Regions from separate parts of the Homo sapiens genome. Here region 2 is linked to region 1. Evidence: chromatin contacts called from ENCODE Hi-C or POLR2A ChIA-PET data. All regions are on one chromosome and are shown on one strand. The core of a region is the stretch at or near the end of the contact, and the rest is flanking DNA. Distances in the headings are between cores, read along the strand shown.

Region 1 (4,119 bases), core at 1-2,500:
CTCCTCGGGGGTGACCAAGGGGCTGGCTTGGCCTGGGGAAACGGAGACCCGGCGCAGCGTTCGCACGGGGCTCGGCACCGGGCTGCCAGCGGACTGGAAGGCGCTGAAGTCGTGTGTGCCGAGGAGGTGCTGGGCGGCTTCCTGCATGGCGACCATATCCAGGCAGCTTCAGGGACCAGGGTGACCGTCAGGAGGGTGGGGCCGGCCTGCCCGCCCCCTCCCCGCTGTCAGGGCCACACTCACTCTGCCGGGAGAGTCCAGCATAGGTTGCGTTCAAACACCGGCAGCTCATCACGCCGGTGACAGCCAGTGGCCAGGCGGTACAGGTAGGTCCGGGACGTGGCTGCGTGACGAGCGTGGAAGTCGCTGGGCACTCGGAAGGCCCGCAGGACCCTATGGCGGCAGGTAAAGCTCACCGGAGGAACGACCCCGCCCGCCCGCGGTGTCACATTGGCTCTCCTTCCCCCTCGAGCTCCGACCAGACAAGGAAGTCTGTCCAGATCTCCAGCCTCCGCCCGCGACAGATGGAGTCGGGAAGGCACAGCCCCAGGGCTGCTTAGGTCGCGGGCTCACCTGATGGCCGGGTGCCGCAGGTGTGTGTTGAGGGCCTCGGCCAGGACCTCGGGCGGGAAGGGCGGCCGGCCTGAGCGGCGCTGGACGTCCAGGTGCGCCGCGTTGCTCAGGGCGTGGACCCCGGCGTCCGTGCGGCTGGAGATGGTGAACCTGACCGGCTCCACGGAATTCAGCCGCTCGGCGGCCTCCTGCAGGACCGAGCCGCGGGGCGGGCGGGTGAGCGAGGCCGGACCCCGGGGACGCGCGGGCGGGAGCCTCCCCCTTACCCCTCACCGGGCGTCCCGTGACCGGCTGAGCGCACCTCCAGGTAGTTCTGGACCCCGACGGCGCGCTGAGTGCCCCTGACGGCCGCGACCCCGCTGCGGGCAGAAGCGGGCGGAGGTTACCGGGGGCGCCCTGCCCTGGGGTCTCCGCCGCCGTCTGAGGCCAGGGCCGCTTCCTTCCCCGAACGTTTGGAACCCGCGTCCAGAGACATCCGCCTGCCCGCCCGCGCCCTCCTTCCCGCCTCCGCCCGGGCCCACGTGGCGCCCGCCGCTGCGCCTGGGAAACCTACTTAAAGTCGGTGCCCACGTACTGGAAGTACACAAGATAGCGCGCGCGCACGGAGCCTGAGGCCGGCGCCGAACTCATGGCGGAGCCCAGCCGGTGGCGTCAGAGGCGGCCTCCAGCGCAGGAATCCTGCGCGCGCGCGGACGCGGCCTGGTCACGCCCCCCCCCCCTCCCCCCCGGCCCCGGCCGCTCTTGCGCCTGCGCGGTGGCACCGCGCCACGGCGGCCAGAGTCGGGGAGCGGAGGCGGGGCCGGGCTTAGGGAGCGGCTGCAAAGTGCCGGCCCGCCGCCGAGCGCAGGCGCTCTACCTCTATCGCGGCGCCCCGGGAGGCGCGCACCAACCACGCGGTCACCCCGCGCTCTCGCGGGCGTGCATTCGTTCACTCGCTCATTCATTCGCCGCCGCCCACACTCCCCGAGCGCGCCCGTTCGCCGCGTTGCGGCCAAGTCCTCCCAGACGTGGTTTTTGCAAACGCCCTGAGTTGCGCAACGGCCGGGATGGTTGGAGCGGGCGGGCCCGCGCCCTCCCCGCGCCCTCCCCGCGCCCCACATTTCCACCGACTGTCCCCGGAGACGGCCGTGGCAGGCCCCGCCTCACTTCCGGACCGGGGTGGTCCCTGGACGCTGCGAGAGGCGTTTGGCGACGCTCCCCGGCGGTGACAGCGGGCGGCGCGCGCGGGCGGCGGACCTTGGCGACGCTCCCCGGCAGTGACAGCGGGCGGTGCGCGCGGGCGGCTGACTTTGGCGACGCTCCCCGGCGGTGACAGGCGGGGCGGGGCGCGGCGCGGCGGCCTCATTCCGGGGCGGGCGGGCGCCGAGGCGGCGCGGGCGGGACGAGCGGTCCGGGCCGGCGCGGCTGCCGCTCGGCGCCGCGGTCCTCGTGCCAGTGAGCGCCGCGGCCGCCGCAGCCATGACCGTGGAGTTCGAGGAGTGCGTCAAGGACTCCCCGCGCTTCAGGTGCGCCGCCCGGGGCCGCCGGGGTGGGCGCAGGCCGGGGGCGTCGCTGTCGCCTTTGTGCCCGGCGGCGGGGTGGGGAGGTCAGCGCCGGGCCGGGCCGCGGCCGCCGGGGAGGGGCTGGAGGACCGGCCTCGGACAAAGCGGCGGCCCCGCCCCGCCATGCCCCGGGGGTTGGAACAAAAGACGCTCCTGCCCTGTGCGGCCGCCCCGGGTGGAGGGCGTGCGCGTGGGCAGCCGTGGGCACCTCGGGACCGTCCGCCCCCGCTCTGTGTCTGCACCTCCACTGGGCTGAGCCCCTCCCGGGCCCTGCAGTCCAGCTCTGGCCAGGGTCGTCTGGGTCCGTGGGGGCGTCGGCCCCTGGTCTCTGACTTGATCCTGTGTCCAGAGCAGCGCGTGGGGAACAGGCAGCTGGAGCCGCGTTTAAGGCCTGGGGTAGGGTGCTTGGAAACGTGAAGTGGTTTGAATGACCCAGGGGCTTGGAGGGGTGGCGGCCGAGAAGAGCGGCGGGGAAGGTCAGGTAGGGGGTAGGGGTTGTGTGCACACCGAGTCTGCATGTTTTCCATCATTCGTGGCGTGCAGGCGTGTACACCTGCGTGAACTACATGTTCACAGACGTGTGCACAAGTGTGCATCGGCTTTGCTTGGTGGACATTTGGCAAACGACAATGGAGGCAAAGAAACCTCTCTGCATCCCCAAGTGCGCACCTGCGTGAGGCCCCCTCCTCTGCACGAGCTCGTGCGGGGTGCGCTCTTGTGAACTTTGCCCCTCTGCGTGCCTCCCTCCGGACACCAGGCCTTGCACAGGACGTGTGGATGAGCTGTGCCACGGGGCTGTGCTTGCTTCTGCATGTAGCCTGCCGATGAGTGCACGCAAGCGTGTGCACACACCACCTGTCTGTGTGGGTTCACGTACTGTGTTAGCCATGTCAGCAATAGACACATCACCTTGTACACGCGTGTTCCATCACTAGGTACACATGTTGATGCGTGTCTGTGCAGTGTCTCCTTGAACACACATGTATGTGTGGTACCAGTGTGTGCAGGCATGTTTGTGCATGAACATGTTTGCACATGTGTGCTTGATTGTGTATGTGTGGGTGTGCACGCGCGCGCTGGGTCTCTTGGGATCTGCTGGCAAGTCAGCATGTGTGTGGAGGCACGGGGAGCCTCTGTATCCCTGGAGCCCTCACCAGGAGGCTCAGGAGCCTTGGAGTGGGAGGCTCAGGGCCAGCCAGGAGAGTGGCCGCCAGCCCTGGGCAGAGGAACTGGGGCCATCCTCTGCTCTCCCATCTTCTGTTGCTGACCTGGGAAAAGGGGTTGAATAACTTGAGCACCCTAGGATCCTGCATTGAGGACCCGGGCTGTGGGGAGGTGTGGGCATGGCCTCCCTGCTGGGGGCTGGACCCTGGCTGAAGCACCCACCTTCTCCCTGGCCCCTCCGTCAGAAGCCTAATGGACCTCCTCCTCCACGCAGACGGCCCTGTACTGCCCTCTTCCAGTCGTGTGGGGGTGCTGGAACCCACTCACCTCTGGGCCTTCTCTCTGGTAACCGGCTCTCATGGGAGCCTGTTACAGGAGCCAGTTATGGGGGCTGTGGGGCTGCAGTAGGTGCCGTAGAGTGACTGCCCTGGGAAAGTGCCTCACCCCTGTGGGGCATGGACTGGAGTGGGGAGATGAGAATGGCCTGGCCCAGTGGGTTTTGGGGTTAGGCTGTGATTTAACTGGGGTTCGAGGGGCTCCCTGAGGCTGTCCTGGGGGCAGGCCCTAAGGGCGTAACTTGAGTTTCCTGGCCTACCGCCAGGTTGGGGGGCCAGGCAGGGTGGGCGGGAAGATGTGGTCTGTAACGTGGAGCCTGGTCGCCCCAGCCCGGGAGAGGGGGACCCTGCCCGCACCCTCCTGGTCTGGGGAGGGCCTAGTGGCAGCCCAGGTGCAGTGGGCCGGAGGCCAGGGGAGCCCGTGTAGGGGAACCGCCTGGCCTCTGTTCAGTGTGCCCCTCCCCTGGGTGGGGCTTCAGGCGCTGAGTCATGGCTTTGGTTGGGGG
Region 2 (3,636 bases), core at 770-3,269, 380 kb before region 1:
AGGATGGTCTCGATCTCCTGACCTCGTGATCCGCCCGCCTCGGCCACCCAAAGTGCTGGGATTACAGGCGCGAGCCAACGCACCCAGCCTTTTTTTTTTTTTTTTTTTTTTTTTTTTTTTTTTTGTGAGACAAGGGTCTCACTCTGTCGCCCAGGCTGGAGTGTGGTGCTGTGATTCTAGCTCACTGCAGCCTCAAGCTCCCAGGCTCAAGCCATCCTCCCACCTCAGCCTCCCGAGTGGTTGGAACCACAGACACCATCGCTGCGCTCTGACCGGCTCCCGGGGGCGCTCCGTGCCCCTCCTCCTGCCCCACTCCTCTGGGGACATCCCCACCAAAGACCCCACGGGAGGAAACAGTCCCAGCCTCTGGCCCAACCCGGCTGCGGGCGCCACGGGGAAGCCTGGGGAAGGAGGCTGCCATCAGCCTCCTGAAGCTTTACGAAGGTTCATGCAACGGAAACAAAAACAAGTGGAAGTTTAACAAAACGTAAAAGTAATATTTATTTATTTATTTATTTATGAGATGAAGTCTCCCACTGTCGCCCAGGTCGGAGAGCAGCGGCGCTATCTCGCCTCACTGCAACCTTCAACTCCAAGGTTCAAGCGATTCTCCTGCCTCAACCTCCCGAGTAGCGGGGACCACAGGCACGCGCCACGAGACCCGGGTAATTTTTTTTTGTATTTTTAGTAGAGATGGGGGGGGGTTCACTATGTTGGCCAGGCTGGTCTCGAACTCCTGACCTCAGGCGATCCGCCCGCCTCAGCCTCTCAAAATGCTGGGATTACAGACGTGAGCCACCTCGCCCGGCCAAAAGTAATCTTTTCTTTTTTCTTTTGACAGGGAGTCTCGCTCTGTCGCCAGGCTGGAGTGCAGTGGCGCCATCTCGGCTCACTGCAACCTCCGCCTCCCGGGTTCAGGTGATCCTCCTTCCTCAGCCTCCGGAGTAGCTGGGATTACAGGCGCCCGCCACCACGCCCGGCCAATTTTTGTATTTTTAGTAGAGACGACGTTTTACCACGTTGGCCATACCAGGCTGGTCTCAAGCTCCTGACCTCGTGATGCGCCGGCCTCGGCCTCCCAAAGTGTTGAGATTACAGGCGTGAGCCACCGGGCCCGGCCCAAAAGTAATCTCTAAAGAGCCCTTTAGCCGTAACTTCATTCCTGAAAATTATTTGGGAAAGTAACGCTAGGAAAACGCTCGACGAAGCTCCGGAGCCGGGGGTCCTCGGGGCCGCAGGCGCGCCCGCGGGTGTCTGCTCCGGATGTCCCGCGGCAGCCCCGACGCCAGCCTGGATACGAAGGCCCCGCCCCGGAGCGCGCCACCAGCCAATCAGCGCCCTGAGGCGAGTCCTCACCCCGCGCGGCGGCCCCGCCCCCCGCAGCTCCGGGCCCAGCTGTCAGAGCAGCTTTCCCTCAGGCTGGGCGGAGCGTGGCCACTTCCGCCAGGAGGCGCCTTTGTGTCTTCTAAGTTAAGCCTATTCAGTGGATTTCTTATTCCTGGAACCCAAACCTGGGCAGTAAACCCTCCGGGGCTTAGAGGCCGCTGCCTCCACAGACTGGCCGATCCCGCCCTGAAGTGCCGCTGGTGGAACAGCCCGGGCGGAACCGCCCGGGCGGAACCAACGGGCTGCCGCGGGGGGTGGGGCCACGGTCCCCCCCCTTCTGCCTTCAGTGGAACGGCCCCGGCGGAACCAACGGGCCACGGGGATGCACTACGCGCACCGTCGTCCTCTCCCTCTGCCTGCAGTGGAACGGCCCGGGCGGAACCAACGTGCGGCCGCCCGGAGCACTCGGCGCGCCGTGTCCCTCCCCGTGTGGCTGCACTGCAACGGCCCGGGCTGGACCACCAGGCGGCAGCGGAGAGGCACTTAAAAGCCCCGTGTTACCCTAGACCTTAAAAAAAAAAAAAAAACTGCGTGTTTCCACCCCCGTCGGCCTGCAGTGGAAGGGCCCGAGCAGAACCAACGGGGGAGGGGACGCTGAGCGCGCCGTGTTTCTCCTCCCGTCTGCCTGGAGTAGAACGGCCCGGGCGGAACCAACGGGCAGCCGCGGGGGCGTTGTGGGCCGCGGCGCGTTTCCCCGGCTCCGTGGCTCTGGGGCACTGAGGAGCGGCGCCCGCGGGGCAGCGAGGAGCCCGATGCAGGGTTCTGCGCGTCATTTCCGGTCCCGCGGGCGCCCCGTGAAGCCCACCTGGATCCGCCAGCGCTGTGCCACTCCCCAGTGCCGAGCTCCGAGCTGTCTCCGCGGCCTCGCGCCCGGCCCCTCCACCGCGCGCCTCTCAGGCCCCGCCCGCCAGCGTCCCTTTGTTGTGAAGGCGCCGGGGCCTAGCGCTATGCCTGCGGCGGAGACTGCATCAGGCTCTCGGTGGGTTCTGCGTGCGGGGTGCTCTGCTCGGTGATCGGTGCTGGGTGCTGCGTGCTCGGTGCTCGGTGCTGGGTGCTGGGTGCCGGTACTGATGCTGAGTGTGCGGGCGTCCGGGGTTTCCCTGCCCGGATTCGCTCCTGGGGGTCCTTTCCTATGGCTGGCGCTGTGCGCGGAAAACGCTGGTGGGGTTTTCCCAGCTGGCTTTAAGCGTTTTCACGTCCGGGAGTCCACGGCGACCCCCACGCCCTGAAGCCTGGGAACGCGGTGTGCGTGGCCGCAAAAAGAACAACAACAACAAAAAAACACAAAACAAAACACGCAAAAAACTAAAGCAAAACTCCCGACAGCCGAGCCCCGTTCGGTGCCTTTTCTTTTTTTTTTTCTTTAATGGAGTGAAATCTACTTTGCTCAGGAAGCCTGCAAATCACATTTTCAGGCCAAACGAGGCAGTATTTTAGAAGGGGTCGCTGAGGCAGGAGTAGGAAGGCTTTCCACTCCACTCACGCATTTTCAGTGTAGGCGAATCGTAAAACGGAGGGCAGAACGAAAATGAGCGGATCTGGGAGTGCAGGCTGCGCTTCGTCCACATCGATAACAGATGTTTCCTGGTGAAGATGTGTAGGGCGCAGCGGGTCACCTGGTCGGGGGAGGGCACAGGGCGTCCCTCCACGGGGTGCCTTTGGCGTTGGGCACTTGTGTGGTCTCCAGCTTCCGGGTTTTGGAAGCGGAGTGTCCCCTGCAGCCTGAGCCTCTTGCAGGTGGTTTCCTTGGGACGAACTCCCAGGGGGAGGTCTGAGTTCTGGGGCATGGTTTGAAGATTTGGGACACATTTTGCCTGAAATTCCCTGCTGGCCGTTTGAACCCACCTGGACTTCCTGACCAGGGGCACGGATTCTTAACCTCTGGTGCAGGGGCCTGGCTAGGAGAGGTCTGCACAGTTGGACGAGGTGCAAAGTGACGCTTTGTCAGTAACCCGGCGTTGAGATTCCTGTGGTGGGACGAGCAGCTCCTATGGCTTTATCCCATTTTAAATCCAAGTTTTCTTTTCCTTCTAGTCCTCGGGCTCCACCCGGGGAGCTGTGCCCAGACAGCAGAAGGGAAGGATGTCACTTCTGAGATGAGGTTCAGAAAGGTCTGGGCTCCTGTCCTGGCTGCTCTCTCCCACTCCCTGATGAGCTTGCTGGATGAAAGCTCCTGTCAGGCTGTGGGGCGTCCTGTGGAGAAGCTGGCAAGAAACTGGTGGGGGCCCTTTCCACCTATAGCCAGCAAGG

What was found. A loop is a pair of places that touch in the nucleus more often than their neighbours do. ChIA-PET counts read pairs that join two places held with the same protein, here RNA polymerase II (POLR2A). Pooled maps may share reads with other maps.
Region 2: a pooled map shows a loop between it and region 1 (12-fold over the local background). The contact joins the promoter of SLC35E2B here to the promoter of PUSL1 in region 1. A Hi-C loop is called at or near these places in 3 of 50 pooled maps. POLR2A ChIA-PET finds 5 or more read pairs at or near these places in 2 of 52 experiments (PC-9 and activated CD4-positive, alpha-beta T cell).

Annotation. Positions count from the first base shown.
Region 1 is chr1:1,305,728-1,309,846 of GRCh38, reverse strand. PUSL1 (pseudouridine synthase like 1) reads right to left here and starts at 1,250. Exons shown (of 8, transcript NM_153339.3): 1 at 1,127-1,250; 2 at 875-932; 3 at 574-761; 4 at 244-393; 5 at 1-166. The coding sequence starts at 1,203. ACAP3 (ArfGAP with coiled-coil, ankyrin repeat and PH domains 3) reads left to right here and starts at 1,917. Exons shown (of 24, transcript NM_030649.3): 1 at 1,917-2,078. The coding sequence starts at 2,032. RefSeq lists silencers at 609-738, 749-888, 919-988, 1,209-1,888, 1,929-2,098 and 2 more.
Region 2 is chr1:1,691,178-1,694,813 of GRCh38, reverse strand. SLC35E2B (solute carrier family 35 member E2B) reads left to right here and starts at 2,019. Exons shown (of 10, transcript NM_001290264.2): 1 at 2,019-2,365; 2 at 3,421-3,636. RefSeq lists silencers at 1,546-1,625, 2,196-2,355 and an enhancer at 2,190-2,484.